Linked DNA regions of Mus musculus: region 1 is linked to region 2. Evidence: chromatin loops called from intact Hi-C (ENCODE). Cell type or tissue: heart. All regions are shown on one strand. Links, peaks and the distances in the headings refer to the core of each region. The heading gives the core; the rest is flanking DNA.

Region 1 (8,000 bases), core at 1-8,000, 660 kb before region 2:
GATAAACACCTCAGTGGTATGGTGAATTCCAGGCCAATCAGACAGTTGGGTTTCAATCCCTGAAACTCACATCCAGGAGGGAGCACAACACAGAGATGTTTTCTGGACTCCAGGAATGTGTCCTGGCATGCAGATGCCCTCACCATGCAGCATAGTAATGACATTTCTAGAAAATAGATCAGTATAATGAGCAGCATTTATTGCATCAAATGCCTACATCTCAGCTTATCTGAGTCATCTAGGTTAGGAGCAGTGTGGTACAAATATCGTTACACTCATCAAAACACAAGATAGGATCATTGTGACCTCATGAAATCACATCTCTCATGGTGGCTGTGTGAAAGCAAAGGAGTAGCTCTGTGGCTTGGATCTGAATCTCTGCTATTTGTTAAAGGCTTGATCCTTTGTGCACCACTCCTGGGAGGTGATGGAGTCTCCAGGAGATCAGACCCCATGAGAAGTATTTAAGTTATTAGGGATTTGGCCCCTAGGGTGTTTGGAGAACCACTCTCTCCATTTCCCTCTTTAGCCGTCTAGCTATGGAATGAGCAATGTACTTCACCCATACTCTCTGTCATTGTCACAAGGAAGCCCACCATAGAGTAATGGATTTAGTCAGCCTGGGACTAGATATTTCAAAGCTTTTAGGCAACATAGATAGAACTTTGCTCTTTTCTAGGTCATTGTATTTTGACTAATACAGTCGGTAATGTAAGGAAGCCAAATCAGTATTTATTAGGGTAAGATAAATGCAAATTGAGTTTTCAATTCCTGGACCACAGTTAGGAAATGAATCATAAAGGCAAGAACAGGAAGAGAACACCCTCAGCCTGCAGAAATAACTATGAAGCAGCCAGACCCCAGCACACGCTCCTTTTCCTCAATTGCCTATCGCTGTCAGGATTTAACCTGCTTTTTCTATTTTCCCCTTAGGATATGTCTAGATTAGAGGCCTCAAGAGGGCCGGTGTCTAGGCTTATGATTAACATTGGCCACATGTATTGACTCACACAAAGAAACTCGCTGTACCTTGTGCTGAGGCATGCTCCCCAGTAATTTACCCTTCCATGCTCATATTGATGACTAGAATACTGTTCACGTGTGCACACCGAAAAGTTGAATTTTCAACACATGCTCACACAGAGGGGCTCAGAAAGAGCTGTAACTTTGCTGTCATAGCATGTGGGTTTTTGAAAGGGACATTCTAAGAGTATAGATCCCCATCCCCATCTCCTGTCCTTAACACTCAACCATGAAGGTGTTTTCATTTTGGTATTAAGTGAGATTTGTGTGTAATATAAAACACATGTTGGATACAGATTGGTTTGTGTTTACCTCAAACCATTGGGCATTTTGTCAGCTTCCTTTGGAGCTACTTCAGCTGTTCCTCTTCATAGAAATTCATGAGAAAATGAACAGAGCTGAGACATCTCTCAGCTCTTTGTAGGGCATTTAGTGGCTATTCGATCTTTTTAGCTTTTCTTCCCCCCCCCATATCTGAAAAGTTGTGATCCCAAAATTAAGACTGTCTACATGCTTTTGTGGAGTTAATTATTTTAAATGAGGAGAGAAAAATCAAATACCTGAGAAGAAAATGGCTCAGCAATTGGCAGGACAGCATTACACCACGCTACAGTTGGTTGCTACATGGCCCTTTTATTTTTCTCCCGAGTAACATAAGAGCCATTGAGCTCAGAGGACACGGACATCCTGTACAGGAAATAGATGGTGTGTGGAGGGGAGGGAGGGCACCCAGCAGTCATCCTTTGAATCCTTTAGCTAGTTTCACTTGAATACATTAGAGAAGGCTGTAAAAGGCTGGGAAGCAGAGATCTGCCTGGATGGCTTCCAGGTTCCATCAGAGCTCAGGAAAAGCTCAGCTAAGCCACATGCATTTTATGTTTTCCTGAGGAAAAATTCTGCTTGTTGGTCTCAGGGTTAAGGAGTCTCAGCAAGTTTTTATGAAGATACTAAAACATTCTCTTCATTTTTTCATCTGCTGCTGAAGGAAGCCCATGAGAGAACTACAATTCAGGGACTGCCAAGGTGATGAGCTATGAGGTACTGATGTGGTGGCAAACCATGATGCAAGCACAGGTGCTCTGCTTCCTAGGCACATCTTACCAATGTGTTTTCCCACGTATACACATGATCATACATGTGTGGTCATACACATGTGTAAAGTGGAAAAAAAACTAAACTCAGGAAAGTACATGTGAGTGCATGCATAGATTTTTACTTTGACCACAATGTAAAAAGAGATGGTTTTGTGTGAAGCACAAAACAGCCACCATGCAAATGGGGGACTATGGAAGGACATGACAGCAATGTGAGAAGAGTGAGCTCTTTTCCCCCAACCAATCATCAGCTTTAATAAGAAAATGGAAGCATAGTTTGCTCCTTGTAAGAACGCCATGAAATGTTCATTGTAGTAGGAAGACCATTTACGATCTGAACTCTGCCTCTCTCTGGCCCTCCATAGCCTAATGTGCTCACGTCAGAACTTGGGATTTGCAGAGTGCACTGGGTGTTAACATGGGAAAGAAACATGTAGTCATTGCAGTTGGCTGGGGCAGTTCCTTTAACTACTGGCAGAGCTGATAGTTTCTCTTTATAAAAGATACATATCTGTTACCTTCCTTGATGCCTTGTGTGTCTCCATAGAAAGCATACTGTCTTCCTCAAGTCATCTTACCATGCTCAAACACTTCCAACTCTTCAATTATAACGGTCTTCTAAATTCTCATTTTTCTTAAATTATAATCAAAAGTATATAATCACTATTTTTTTATAGAATGTGTGGTATTAAATGGAGATGCTGGAATGTTGCTAGTGAGTGAAATGCCTCCTGTTTCTCTTCAGTTTAGAGTACCTTTGTATTTCTATCCCTATTCTAGTAAAACTAGAAATGGTCTCTATCTTTCTCTCTTTTGTTTCCACCTCTGTCCCTCTCTCTTCTACTTTCCTCTATCCCACACTCTCTCATTCTGAAATTTATAAGTGGCCTGTGAAGCTTCCACTTTCAAAAACCTTTAAGAAAAGCAAACAGCTGTATTTCGCTTGAATTGACAAGCTCATTCAAGGACAAAAACCTATACACTTAAGTTAGCTTTTTGTTTTCAAAGTAGAAAGAGCACATCACACCCCTGAGCAAGCTACTACCCCTTTGGCATGGGAGAGTGTGATTCAAGATGCTTAAGCAGTAGATACATGTTCTTTGAGAACTATGCAAATGTAACAAGGAAAATGTTTTATTCATTCTTGAATTAAATGACTGACAACGTAGTTCTACTTCAGCCTGATAAAGCAGCTCCACCTACTGCACAAAAGCTGTATTTCCTGCCTGATAATTCCACAGTGGGACCTCAAACCTACAGAACCAATCACAGGACAGAACATGGTTGTAGTTAACTTTCAACATTGAACTATGAGTAAACTTATCAGAACTGTCTTTTCCTAGTGTTTTAATATGTAAGGGTGTGTGATATCAACACACACACACACACACACACACACACACACACATGCAAATACTTTTTCACATTGAGGATAACAGGTACAGAATGAGAGAGGATGGGGTATACAAATAAGTATGGAAGATATATGGTAACACAGAGCATTGTTTGTTGGCACCTGAAATGTTATTTATTCAAAAATAAGTCATCTTTCCCATTTTCTTATGTAATCAATGGTATAAGAATCATGTCAGTTGAATCACTGTTCATATTTAAGCCTGAAGCATAAGCAGACTCTTTGTCAAATGAAACCAGCTGTAATAAGCTTTCCTTGAATTTCTCCTTTTCTAGTGTTTTCTTTTCCCCCAATACTAACACTTAAGTCTACAATATCTCTTGGAAAGATGAAACATAATGTATTGTTTACATTGTAGCATTTCTCTCTTTATGAAGCTTGAGGTCATTCATTTTCCTATCAACCATTTGAATTAGGTCATTTAGTTTATATTATCACAACAGAAAATAAATAATAGTGAATGCAGCACAGCCCTCATGTGATTTGTTTTTTTATCATTCTTTACTGTTCTTTTAAGGTCTTAACTGATAACTGACGTTGTTGTTCTGAGAATATGATGTTATCACAAACCTACTTGTTAATTACTTTTTAAAAAAATCTTCCATCATTTATGTTGTATTTGTCAATCCACCTTTAATTTATTTAGATTGTAATAGACTGTCACAAAACCCCAAATCTGTATTTAATATTTCTCAACTCTTCGTTCTCTAAGTAAATTAAAATACGGTATAATTTGTTCATAAATCATAGGTCAAATTCATAATTATATAGTTGATAAATGTTAGAAATCTAGACATGTAAGTACCCTAACTGGTTTTGATTTTTCCTATTATTAAAAATAGATTTTTTTCTATAGATATATCCTGATTACAGTTTTCCCTTCCTCTACTCCTCCTAGATCCTTCCCACCTGCCTGACCATTTGCATCCACCCCCTTCCTGTCTCTCATTAGAAAAGAACAGACTTCTAAGAAATGATAACAAACCATAACAAATTAAATATAATAAAACCACAACAACCATCACATTGAAGTTGGGCAAGACAAACCAAAGGAGGAAAAGAGACCAGAGAGAAGGCACAAGAATGAGAGACCTACCCACTCACACACTCAGGAGTCTGATAAAAATAATACGAAAAAGAAAGCTAGAATAAATATGCAGAGGACATGGTGCAGACATTTTGACTGTGAAACTAGACCACTAATCAAGGAGTGTAACTGGAGGGATCCATGACTATATATATATATATATATATGTATATATATATATATATATAGAGAGAGAGAGAGAGAGAGAGAGAAGAGAGCAAAGGATGGCCCTGTCTAACATCAATGGGAGGGGAGGTCCTTGTTCCTGTGGAGGTTTGATGTCCCAGTGTAGGTGGATGCTGAAGTGGTGCAGTAGGAGTGGGAGGAGCACCCTTATAGAGGCAAAGGGAGGGGGAGAGAGTGGATGTGGGATGTGGGAGCTGGGGGAAGTGTAACCAGGACGTGGGATATGATTTGAGATGTAAACGAATAGAATGATAAATTGAGAGAGAAAGAGAGAGAGAGAGAGAGAGAGAGAGAGAGAGAGAGAGAGGGAGAGAGAGGGAGAGAGAGAGAGAGAGAGGTAGAGAGAGAGAGAGAGAGAGAGATTAGTGCTAGAGAGATAGCTCCCTGAGTAATGTATGTGATTTGCAAAGGCCTGATTTGGATCCAGTCCTGTCACTCCTTCTTCATTAAGTAAAATGTATAAAACAAAATCCAACCAATCAGTATCCAAGAAAAAGGCCAAGCATGATGAAGTACCCTCCTAGTTTTAACAATGGACAGCAGAGAGAAAGGACAGAGCCCAAAGCTCATTGGCCAGAGGCTTTAGCCAGTGGGTGAGTTTCAGGTTCAGTTTGAGACTATCTCAAATTAAAAGATAGGAACAATGGAGGAAAATGCAAGTGTGTCTCTACACAGGGACAGAGGCACCCATACCTGTACACCTAGTTGCACACGTGTACATACACATACACACACACACACACACACACACACACACCATTCTCTAAAATCCCTATTTGGAACTCTAATAATGTCAAAAGTTTGACTTTTTCATATATGCCTGAATTTTACAAAAACATATACAATTTTGTCATAAATTGACCCATTCCTTGACAATTTTGGCGTCTGCTAAAAGCTAGCCCTGTTCTAGTTTCTGGGGATTTAGTGATTAAAAAATAAAATTCCTCTCCCTTGCTGAGTTTCTTCTTCAAAAGTATTCCCACATAGCAATATCAGAGTGAAGAGGGACACCGGCCTTGGGAAAGACAAACACACGGAGGGAGGGAAGGAGAGAGGGAGGGAGGGAGGGAGGGAGGCAGCTTCTTCCAGGACAGAGGTTCCAACCTAAGTTTCCAGAGAAGATAAACCATCAGATAGAGAAGTAGAGAAAAGAACATTTCTAGAAGAGACTATCTTCAAAGTCCCTAGAGTGAAAGTAGAGCATGCTGCAAGATAATTTAATACACTTAGAACTCAACATAGCAAACATTTTTAAAAAAGAGTTATTTATTTTATGTACATGACTATACTGCCACTGTTGTCGGACACACCAGAAGAGGGCATCAAATTCTATTACAGATGATTGTGAGCCACCATGTAGTTGCTGAGAATTTAACTCAGGACCTCTGGAAGAGCAGTTGGTGCTCTTAACCAGTGAGCCATCTCTCCAGCCACAGTTTTCTTTCTTCTTTTCCTTTCTTCCTTCCTTCCTTCCTTCCTTCCTTCCTTCCTTCCTTCCTTCCTTCCTTCCTTCCTTCCTTCCTTCCTTCCTTCTCTTTTTTCATTCTTTCTTCCTTTTTCAGATTTATTTATTAATTCCATATACAGTGTTCTGCCTGCATGTATGTCTGCAGGCCAGAAGAGGGCACCAGATCTATAGATGGTTATGAGCCACAATATGGTTGCTGGGAATTGAACTCAGGACCTCTGGAAGACCAGCTACTGCTCTTAACCTGTGAGCCATCTTTCTACCCTGCAAATGATTTTTTTTAAGGTGGTACTAGAACAAGTGTGCAGAGGTGTAGGATGCTTCATAAATTTTGACTTATCCTACATGTGATGGTTTTGCTTGCTTAGCTTTTGTTGCTTTATATGAGTTGAATAAGGAGAGGGAAGCAGCAAAATGGAATTCAGACTGACTGAAAAGTTCCCATCCACACTACAGAGGAAGGGCAGGATCTGAGGATGATAGAGACAAGAAAGGAGTAAGTTAGGGAGAGAGCAGGAATCAAACCTAAGGATAACAGTGCATGATGGGCACAACAAGGGGAAGATTGATATCAGATGAGCCACCATGGGAGAAAAGCTGAATTGATGGTCACGTTTCTATGAAATCTTTGGGAGAAATCCAGCAAAAAAAAAATCTGTCTCCAGCATAGAAAGAAATTGGTGCATCATTAACAGACAGGCAGGGAGTGCTGACCTTAGAGAAGAGTGAAGTAGAAAGGCAGCCTACGGCCTTATATGACACGCATCTAGCTACAACAGGAGACTGGCTGTAGACTTGAATTCAGGGAAATTGCTGGACTTAGAAATTTTCAACACTATTCTTCATGAATCATTGATAGGAGCAAGGTCATGGAAACACTGAGAGGTACACGTTTATGGAACATATTGGTTCTATACTCAAAGCCTCATTCTCATCTTTCCCGCTGTTCTTTCTCCATATGCCCTGCCACAGAGGACTGGTATGAACAGCTGCACCCACTCATCCTTACCTTGAAGGAGTGCATGGGAGAAGTGGTGAACCGAGCAAAGCAATCCCTGACATTTGTACTGCTTCAGGAACTGGCCTACAGTCTGCCCCAGTGTTTGATGCTGACTCTGAGAAGAGACATTGTCTTCAGTCAGGCGGTGGGTGCCCCTTGATGTGTATACAGAACACTGTTGAATTGCTAATGCTCTGTCCTTGGTGGAGGTTAAGCTCTTTGCTTGGTTTTATTTTTAAAGATCCTTTTTCCAAATTCTGGTACCCTGTTTTGTTTATATAAATAAATAGGCTGACTAGATCATGAACAATTTCTGAACTATTGGTATTTCTTCATGGAAAAGATGCATATTTTTTCTTGAACAGTGGATGGAGTCTGTGAGGAGGATACAGTGGTTCCTTGTATCATTCCCTGGGACTGCCTAAAGGTGAAAAGGAAGGGACTGCCACCTTGCACTGCAGGTGATGGCCAAGAACTCACTGAAGGGGACGTTTGCATATAACTCCTTATTTATTTGGCTTCCTCATAAATATCAGGGCAGGGTTTCACATTGGTCTCTCCTCTCATTTATAAAAGATGTTTGCAGGGCTGTAAGATTTGTTCATAAGGGCTTGCACAATCACCTGCTTTGGCTATATCCAACCCTAATCATGACTCTAAGACCAGGTCTACCACTAGTGCAGTGCTTTCTGCATTTCTTTCTCTCCCCTTTCTCCACTCCACAGTTC
Region 2 (8,966 bases), core at 450-8,449:
ACTGGCATTTCCAGGGTGGTCCTAACCTGGCTGGGCATAAGAGCCTCCTGGGAGCATTTATTACCATATTGCAGCCTAAGTTCCCTCACCAGAAACGCCGGTTCTCCAGGTCTGGTCATGGGCCAGGGAATCGATACTGTTAATAGGCTCCCAGAGTGATTTCTGAAGCAGTCAGTCCAAACATTCAGCTCTCAGAAATCAATAAACACCATCAGGGAGAACATTTGTATGGAAAAAAATATAAAGGAAGTTCTTGCCATTTCTGCCAAACTCACATTTACTCCAAGGTCCTTGTCTTAGTTTTGAAGCAAGACAGCTAAGATCAAGCAAAACTTTCCACAATGCTTTCAAAGCGCAAGCCCAGGGTGGTGATTAATTTTAATGTGTCAACCTCAATGAGCTAAGGGATAGTGGATGAAACATGGCTTCCAGGTGTGTCGATGACAGCGTTTCCAGGAGTTAGCAGTGTATCAACTGACTGTGATAAAGGCTTGCACTCACCAATGTGGTAAGCTTTGCTCAATCTGTTGGAAGACCAGAAGAGAGGAGTGTAAGACAAAGTCATTCTCTGAACTGGAGTGTCCATCCTCACATGTCCTCACTCAGCTGCGCTGCTGATCCTCAGGTTTGGGGACTTGGATTCAACCATAGCAACTCAGCTGCTTCTCCAGTTTATAGAGAGGAGCAAGGTTGCTCTATGAGTTCATCCCTACTGTAAGCATGCATAGCATTGTGCTTGAAGATCACGTTCAGAAAACCCTTAGATGCCCAGCATAAATCTGAGAAGCTGTCACTGCATGGCAGAATTATGACATCATCATGGAGTTTTCAACTTTAAACACTTCTATAACAGATAACTTCCCCACTACTAACTGCAAAGAAATATTTTATATTTTTGTCTGTATATGTCAGTCAACATCTTTCATTCTGTGACATCTGTGACATCTGACCCGGACTTTCAAATACATGAGCATGTAAGGGCGTTTCACATCCAAATCACAATGTTGCATATAGGAGGCATCATTTATGATAAGTGACAAACAACTAAACATGTTTGAATTTTTTATATGATGTCTTAAAGAAGACAAATGTTCATAAAGTCATGAAGATTCTGGAATTAACACACACAGGTATGTATACAGAGAGAGAGAGAGAGCCTTCCAATATATTAAGTAGTCTCTTGACTATGATCAAATGCCACATCCTTTCTGTCTGTCACTATTTGATTGCACACTGCAATTCCTTGGGACACTAATAGATTCTAGTGATTTAGTTGCATTCCCATAGAGTTTAAATTACTTGGTTTGAGTTGTTTAAAGCTCTCAAGGTGGCATGGCTATGTAGCCCAGTCTGCCTACTGTGGATATATCCTCCATCTGGCAGAAGTTTGAGCAAATTCTTCACAACCCTCCAGTGAGGAACCTTCTGCCCATTATGTTGTAAATATGGTTTCTGATTAGCAATCCAACTATCCCAGCTCTTGAAGAGACCAGTCCTCCATTTTCTTTTGTGGTCACAGCAGTTTGGGTACCCAAACTCACGTGACTGGAGTGGCAGTGAGGTAGCAGGGAACCCAGTCTTTCTGCTCACCATGTTCCACTCATGTGTTCCTCACATTATTCTGATTTGTGTAGGCTGGACCTAGAAGAAACAACAAACTAATAATTTGCTTAGTTAGGGGAGTGTCTTTGAACTTCTTGGGCCAAGTTTGTGGTCAAAGCTGCAATCCCAGAGGAAGTAGCAGATGTTGAGCTCTCGTAAGTGAGGCTCCTTCTGGACATCTTCATGTTGACAGCGCTCCAATGTTCTGTCTCCCATGGATAATTCACAGCCTACAGTCCATAACAGCCTCCGTTTAAGTTTGTAGACTTGAGAAATGCTATTAATGTAATTGAAATCAGTGTGATATTTCACATGTGCATGTACTGCACATGTGTTAAATCTTACCCCCTTCTCCATATCTCCTTTTGTAAATCCCCATCCCCTAGACCACAGCCGACTGATGGAACCTCTGGCTGAACGTTTGCTGAAGTTTCCAAGTCCTGCTCCTGTGCACTTGACCTTTGATGGTTCTGTCCAATGTTGATCCCAGTCAGCCCTATTTGAGCTCTATGAGGTTTGTTAGTTAAAGCAAAGCTTCCAGTGCAGAAATCACATAGCAGAGACCTCACGGGGTTTCACATGAAGCTTCTTCCCTCCGTGGGTCACTTAAGCCAGAGCGAGGTGCAACAGAAAGAGACCAAGGAGAGGGAGAAGCAGAGGTGGAGCTTGGACCATAGAAGGGCCTAGAAAGCTCAAGTGAAGCCTTTGCGATTTATTCCAGTTGCCTGGGGCATATAGGGAAAAGTCAGCAAAGAGTAAAATGATATGACCCAGGCTTCGTGGGAAGAGTGAACAGGCATCTGACACACACCTGCAATTCCAGCAGTCGGGAGACTGAGGCAAGGTCTTAGGTGTAATGCCAGCTGGATTCAAGAGCAGCCTGGCCTGCAAAAGACAGAGGAAATATTTTTCTGGCTCACACTGGTCTGAAGAGCATGTCTTCTATATTTCCTACAAATCTATAAGACACTTAGCACCTCCTACCATAGCCTACTCAATCCTAAGACAGGTACAGTAAGTACATGGGACTTACCAGGTCTTCATTAGAACAGCAAGAGTTTCAGTAACGAAACAAATAATGCTCTAATGATGTAAGAATAGCCAAGTAAGGGAGAACTGCTGCTCAAAGCTTTGCCTGGAAAGTCTGTGAGGTCTCCCTTCTGTCCAGCACTGGCAGGGACTCCAGTGGTTGTTGTCTTAAGTACCTACTTCCTCCCCTTTTCAGAGGACAGTTTGACCTATTGTACCTACTAAAATTTTAAGTGCTCATTAGATTTGACCTCGAAATTTTACCTCCAGCGTACTCCCTACAGAAACAGTTAAGTCTGTACAAACTTGTAAGTACCATAGCATTGACTTCCAGTTTCCGTAATAGTGGAAATTGAAAATCTAATTATCTCTTATTAGTATAATAGTTAATTCGTTGAGACTGATATTACAGCTTGAATACAATATCTAAGATATACCAGTTTGAACTCTTGGAAGCAAGAGTATTATGGATCAGTGAAAAGGAAATTAGAAACTAGTTTTGAGATAATATGTGTTCTAAGATCCCTCTCCCAGAGAAGATGAGTGTTTCTTTTATGTGAAACCATGCTTACAAATACCTACGATATCATAGTCACACTCTACAGAGGTAGCCTTGGAACATGGGGAGCAATGAAGGAGAGTAGCAAATAAAAGGAAATCACCAGATTGAAAGCACTCTGTGACTTTTTTCTAATAAAAGTACACCTGGCTATTTGATAAGTGACTTTGTGGGGGGTATTTTTGTAGTTTGGTTTAGTTTTGTTTTTGTTTGTTTTGTTTTTTGAGACAGGCTCTCATGTGTCCCAGGTTGTCCCTGGACATAGCATATAGCCAAGAATGACCTTGAACTTCTGACCCTCCTGCCTCTGCTACCGGAGTACTGGGGTTGGAGTTGAATTCTTCCACAACTTGGTTTATGTAAAGCTATGAGTCAGACCCAGGTCTTTGTGCAAATTAGGCAACTGCTCTCACAACTGGGCTCCATCTCCTCTTCCCCTACTCGAGAGTGCACACACACACACACACACACACACACACACACACACACACACAGCAGCAGCAGCAGCAGCAGCTATATGTGAGTTTAAAAATGAGAGAGAAGGGAAGGAAGGAAGGAAGGAAGGAAGGAAGGAAGGAAGGAAGGAAGGAAGGAAGGAAGGAAGGAAGGAAGGAAGGAAGGAAGGAAGGAAGGAAGGGAGGGGAGGGGAAGGGAAGGGAAGGGAAGGGAAAGGAAGGAGGGGGAGGGAGAAAGGAAAAGGGAGGGAGAGAGAGAGAGAGAGAGAGAGAGAGAGAGAGAGAGAGAGAGAAGAAAACCTTTAAGAAATTTATGAATTTCTTGGGCAAATGGATGTATCTGCAGGATATCATTCTAAGTGAGGTAACCCAATCACAAAAGAAGTCACTTGATATATACTCACTAATGCCCAAAAACCTAGAATACCCAAGATACAACTTCCAAAACACAAGAAAATCAAGAAGGAAGACCAACTCGTGGATACTTCATTCCTCCCTAGAATAGAAAATAAAATATCCATAGAAGGAGTTGCAGGGACAAAGTTTAGACCTAAGACAAAAGGATGGACCATCCAGAGACTGCCCCACCCAGGGGTCCATCCCATAATCAGCCACCAAATGCAGACACTATTGGATATGCCAGCAAGATTTTGCTGAAAGGACCCTGATATAGCTGTCTCCGATGAGGCTTTGCCAGTGCCTGGCAAATACAGAAGTGGATGCTCACAGTCATCTAGAGCTAGAGAAAGTACCCAAGAGCTGAAGGGGTCTGCAACCCTATAGGTGGAACAACAATATGAACTAATCAGCATCCCCAGAACTCGTGTCTCTAGCTGCATATGTAGCAGAAGATGGCCATCATTGGGAAGAGAGGCCCCTTGGTCTAGCAAACTTTATATGCCCCAGTACAGGGGAATGCCAGGGCCAAGAAGTGGGAGTGTATGGGTAGGGGAGCAGGACTGGGGGAGGGTATAGGGGACTTTTGGGATAGCATTTGAAATGTAAATGAAGAAAATATAAAAATAAAAATAAATAAAAAAATAAAAATAAATAAAAATAAAAAAGAAAAGAAATATGCCCAGCCTGAATGTTATCTATTCTAAACTCTACTTGTGAACTAGTTGCTATTCCAGTTTCCTTAGTTCCTGAATCTACCATTGTTCAAGCCCTAACAATCTTGTGCTTCCACAGTGCCCTGCCGGGGTCCCTGCATGCTGCACATCTGATCTCTGGGTAAACTGTTGTTTTGTCTTGTACCCACCCAGATGCTATGTCCCAGATGTCATCAATGTAAATTATTTCATTGGTCTCCTGGGCAGCCAGGACCCTAAAAGGTTTGGTGGAATTATAGGAAACTGGATGTTTAACAGGATTCGCCATGCTTGAATGGAGCTGCAGTCATAACCACTTTTCCCACAGAGCATAGGTGTCAAGGACTGACTCTGGCAGCCATCCCTCTCCCTAAATGGCTCCAGGTTTGTTTCCTCTGCCTCAATACAAGCAAACAGTGCCCTCTTCTGACAGGCAGCAGAACTCTATGGAGCAACAACTTTGAGGATTATCACTAGGTTCTGAATCTAACACAGCAAGCCGAAGACACTGCAAAATAGTGTTCACCAGTAAGGGACTCATGTGTAGAAAAAGCTGATGCTCTCATTCTGCCATGGATCCATGTCCCGAGTTTACAAGGATTGAGAAAAGATGGTGAAGATCTTTTTGCAATTTGTTGGTTTCCTTTTTGTCCTATTGACAGTGTCCTTCGACTTACAGAAGCTTTGCAAATTTATGTGGTCCCACTTACAGATTCATTAGCTTAGAGCATAAGCCATTGGTGTTCGGTTCAGGAAACTTTCCCCTGTTTTCATGTGTTCAAGGGTCTTCCCCACCATCTCCTCTATTAGACTCAGTGTATCTGATTTTATGTGGAGGTCCTTGATCCACTTGGACTTGAGCTTTGTACAGGGAGATAAGAATGGATTAATTTGCATTTTTCTACATGCTGATCTCGAGTTGAACCAGCACCATTCCGACTGGATGGTTTTAGCTTCTTTGTCAAAGATCAAGTGTGTTGGTTCTTTTCAGGGTCTCCAATTCTATTCCATTGATCTACCTGCCTGTCTCTATACCAATATCACGCAGTTTTTATCACTATTGCTCTATAGTACAGCTTGAGGTCGATAAAGATGACTCTGCCAAATGTTCTTTTATTGTTGAGAGTAGTTTTTGCTATCCTGGGTTTTTTTGTTATTCCAAATGAATTTGATAGGGCTAATATCCAATATATACAAAGAACTCAACAATTTGGACTCCAGAGAACCAGATAACCCTATTAAAAATGGGGAACAGAGCTAAACAGAGATTTCTCAACTGAGGAAACTTGAATGACCAAGAAGCACCTAAAGAAATGTTAAACATCCTTAGTCACCAAGGAAATGCAAATCAAAACAACCCTGAGATTCCACCTCACACCAATCAGAATGGCTAAGATCAAAAACTCAGGTGACAGCAGATGCTGGCAAGGATGTGGAGAAAGAGAAACACTCCTCCATTGTTGGTGGGATTGCAAGCTGGTACAACCACTCTGGAAATCAGTCTGGCGGTTCCTCAGAAAATAGACATAGTGCTACCTAAGGACCCAGCTATGCCACTCCTGAGCATATACACAGAAGATGCTCCAACATATATTAACTACACATACTCCACTATGATCAGAGCAGTCATATTTACAATAGCCAGATGTCCCTCAACAGAGGAGTGGATACAAAAAATGTAGTACATTTACACAATGGAATTCTACTCAGCTATTAAAAACAATGACATCATGAAATTCTCAGGCAAATGGATGGATCTAGAAAATATCATCCTGAGTGAGGTTACTCAGCCACAAAAGACCACAAATGGTATATACACACTGATAAGTGGGTATTAGACAAAGTGTGGAATACTCAGGATAAAACTCACAGAATGTATGAATCTCAAGACGAAGGAAGACCAAAGAGTGGATGCTTCAGTCTTACTTAGAAGTAGAACAAAATAATCAAGGGAAGTAGACAGTGGCAGGGACTCGGGAGGAAGAGAGGTGGGTGTGAGGAAAAAGAGGGGCAAAATCAGGTATGAGAGGAGATGGAGGAGATGTACAGAGGGCCAGGAAATTGAACAGAGGTGTATAGCAATGGGGGATGGGAAACTCGGGGTAGCCACCAGCAAGTCCCAGATGCCAGGAAAGTCACAGGCTCCCAGGACCCAACAGGAATGGCATTAGCCAAAATGTCCAACAAAGGAGAGGGAAAACCCTGTAGAGACCATATCCAGAGGTTAGTCATGGCCCTCCGTATGAGGGATGGGGCTACTGACCCATCTCCAAAATTTTAACACACAATTGCTCCTGTCTAATAGCAATACAGGGACAAAGAGTAGAGCAGAAAATGAAGGAAAGGCCATCCAGAGATTGCCCCCGAGGATCCATCCCACATGTAGACACCAAACCCAGACACTATTGCTTATACCAAGAAGTGCTTGCTGAGTATAAAAATAAATTAAATAGTATAAATTAAAATAGTATAAAAATAAATTAAAAAGATAAAATAGAAAGAAAAGATGGTGAAGACCCAAACAACAGGATAGGTCCCATTTATCAAACTGACAGCGAAAAATAATTAAAGAGTTTAAGTTTCTACCACTATGACACAGAGGAAATAACACCATGGTGTGGAAGATCAGCTCCAGCTTCCTGAGCAGCAGTCTGGAAGCAGACTTTGTTATTATTGTTGTTATTTATTATTATTTCTGTAAAGCTCTTTACTATATGTCATCCAGTAATGATACACTTGGGGACATTTCCAGGAAAACAGTCCCAAAGAAAACAAAGCAGTTGATATAAAGAGGCTTAGAGCTGTGACATATTTTATTTTTATAGAGTGGGAAACTGGGAAGAATTCGAGTGGTACACGGTAAAGGAAGGCTTCCCCAGTGGTCAGTGCCATACTACAGTGGTCCTCTGCCACAGAGTCAGTAAGAATGGTGATTCCATGACTGACAGCAGACACAAACCATGTGAATGGAGATTACCGAATGCTGTTCCCATTCTGACTGTAACCCAAGTATGTTGGGCTTTAAGCTAAATAATGAAAGTTCAGCATCCGTACTCATTTTCAATGCTGTGCGGTACTGAGCATCAAGAAGAGAGGTGAGAAAATGACTCAGGTATTGCTGTCTGCCTTCTCCCTCACTGCCTTATTTGAAGTGAGTGTCCTTTCTCTGTTTGGTGTTTGGGACGTCTCACCAATAACTTGTAAAGCCAAAGCGTGTCACTCACTAAAGTCTAGAAAAGAAAAGAGCCAGAGAGAGGAATGAAACTCTCCTTTTAACGTATAACTTCCCACTTCTGGCTCATAAAGACACATATTTGAGAAAATTCTAGGTCCATTTGTCATTATTTAAAATCTCTAATTAAAGGCTGAAAATCCATGTTTACCCAGAAGGTTCAGTAATATAAAACATCAATCCAAAATTGACCAAGTTTCTAGGATTCCTAATAACAGCTTTGCCCTAGACCCCACATCAGGCATCTAAGCAGAAACATTGAGCCTTTGTCATCAATTGTTACTGACAATTCATTAAGACCTTGGTCTCCTAGGCCTCATTTGCCAGAGATTTTGTGTAAGTCTAGCCAAACAAGGCATGAGTTCCATTATCTTCACAACCATGGAGGCCTTCAGGGGCAGCAGGACCCTGAATCAAGGTAAGTAAAAGTATAGGCAATAGTGTGGTTTCTGAATGATCTGGCTTGAGTCTCAGCAAATCAATCTCCTTGGAGCTATCAGACACTATATTACAAAATCAGATCCCAAGAATCCTTCCCATCCCTTTTACCAACCCACAGACTGAAACGGTGCCATCTGTCACTTAGACATCTATGATGGCTTCACCAGTCTGCATCCTCATTCCATTCATCATGGGCAGCAGGCACAGTGCCTGGAAGCCCAGTCTCCTCCCAGACTGGATAATGATTTCACGGCCTTCCATACCCTCACTCCTAGCTTCTTCTCTAGCCCCATCATCTCTAACCTCTCCCTGCTCTGCCTCGGGCACACTGACCTCATGGCTAAGTGTGCTCTGAACTCTGAACCGTGTACTATCTAATCCCTTTCACAGATGCTGCCCTATTGAACATACCCTGCTCATGTTGGCATTTCTTAGTCAGCTTGAGAGACTTCTCTTTCCCTTCCTGGCACTCACTGACTTCTGGCTTCTTTCCAGTGCTCACTGCATCACTCATGGTGTACTTAACTATATCTTCACAAAAGCAGGGAGTGTATCAC

What was found. A loop is a pair of places that touch in the nucleus more often than their neighbours do. Peaks named below come from ENCODE experiments on the same cell type or tissue, not always from the same donor. Only the 100,000 strongest peaks of a DNase experiment are listed, where the experiment ranks them.
Region 1: it touches region 2 in a loop (5-fold over the local background); 4 of 42 quality-filtered maps call a loop at or near these places.

Annotation. Positions count from the first base shown.
Region 1 is chr8:82,025,813-82,033,812 of GRCm38, forward strand. It overlaps Inpp4b (inositol polyphosphate-4-phosphatase, type II), which reads left to right. Exons shown (of 25, transcript NM_001024617.3): 18 at 7,245-7,417. Among named protein-coding and RNA genes, the nearest start is that of Gm25267, 120 kb to the right of the region's middle. In heart, for the core only: CTCF peaks have their summits at 3,311 (motif pointing left) and 6,428 (motif pointing right); no DNase peak of the experiment used is centred there.
Region 2 is chr8:82,684,394-82,693,359 of GRCm38, forward strand. No RefSeq gene overlaps it. Among named protein-coding and RNA genes, the nearest start is that of Zfp330, 85 kb to the right of the region's middle. In heart, for the core only: a CTCF peak has its summit at 5,164 (motif pointing left); a DNase peak (open chromatin) is centred at 1,788.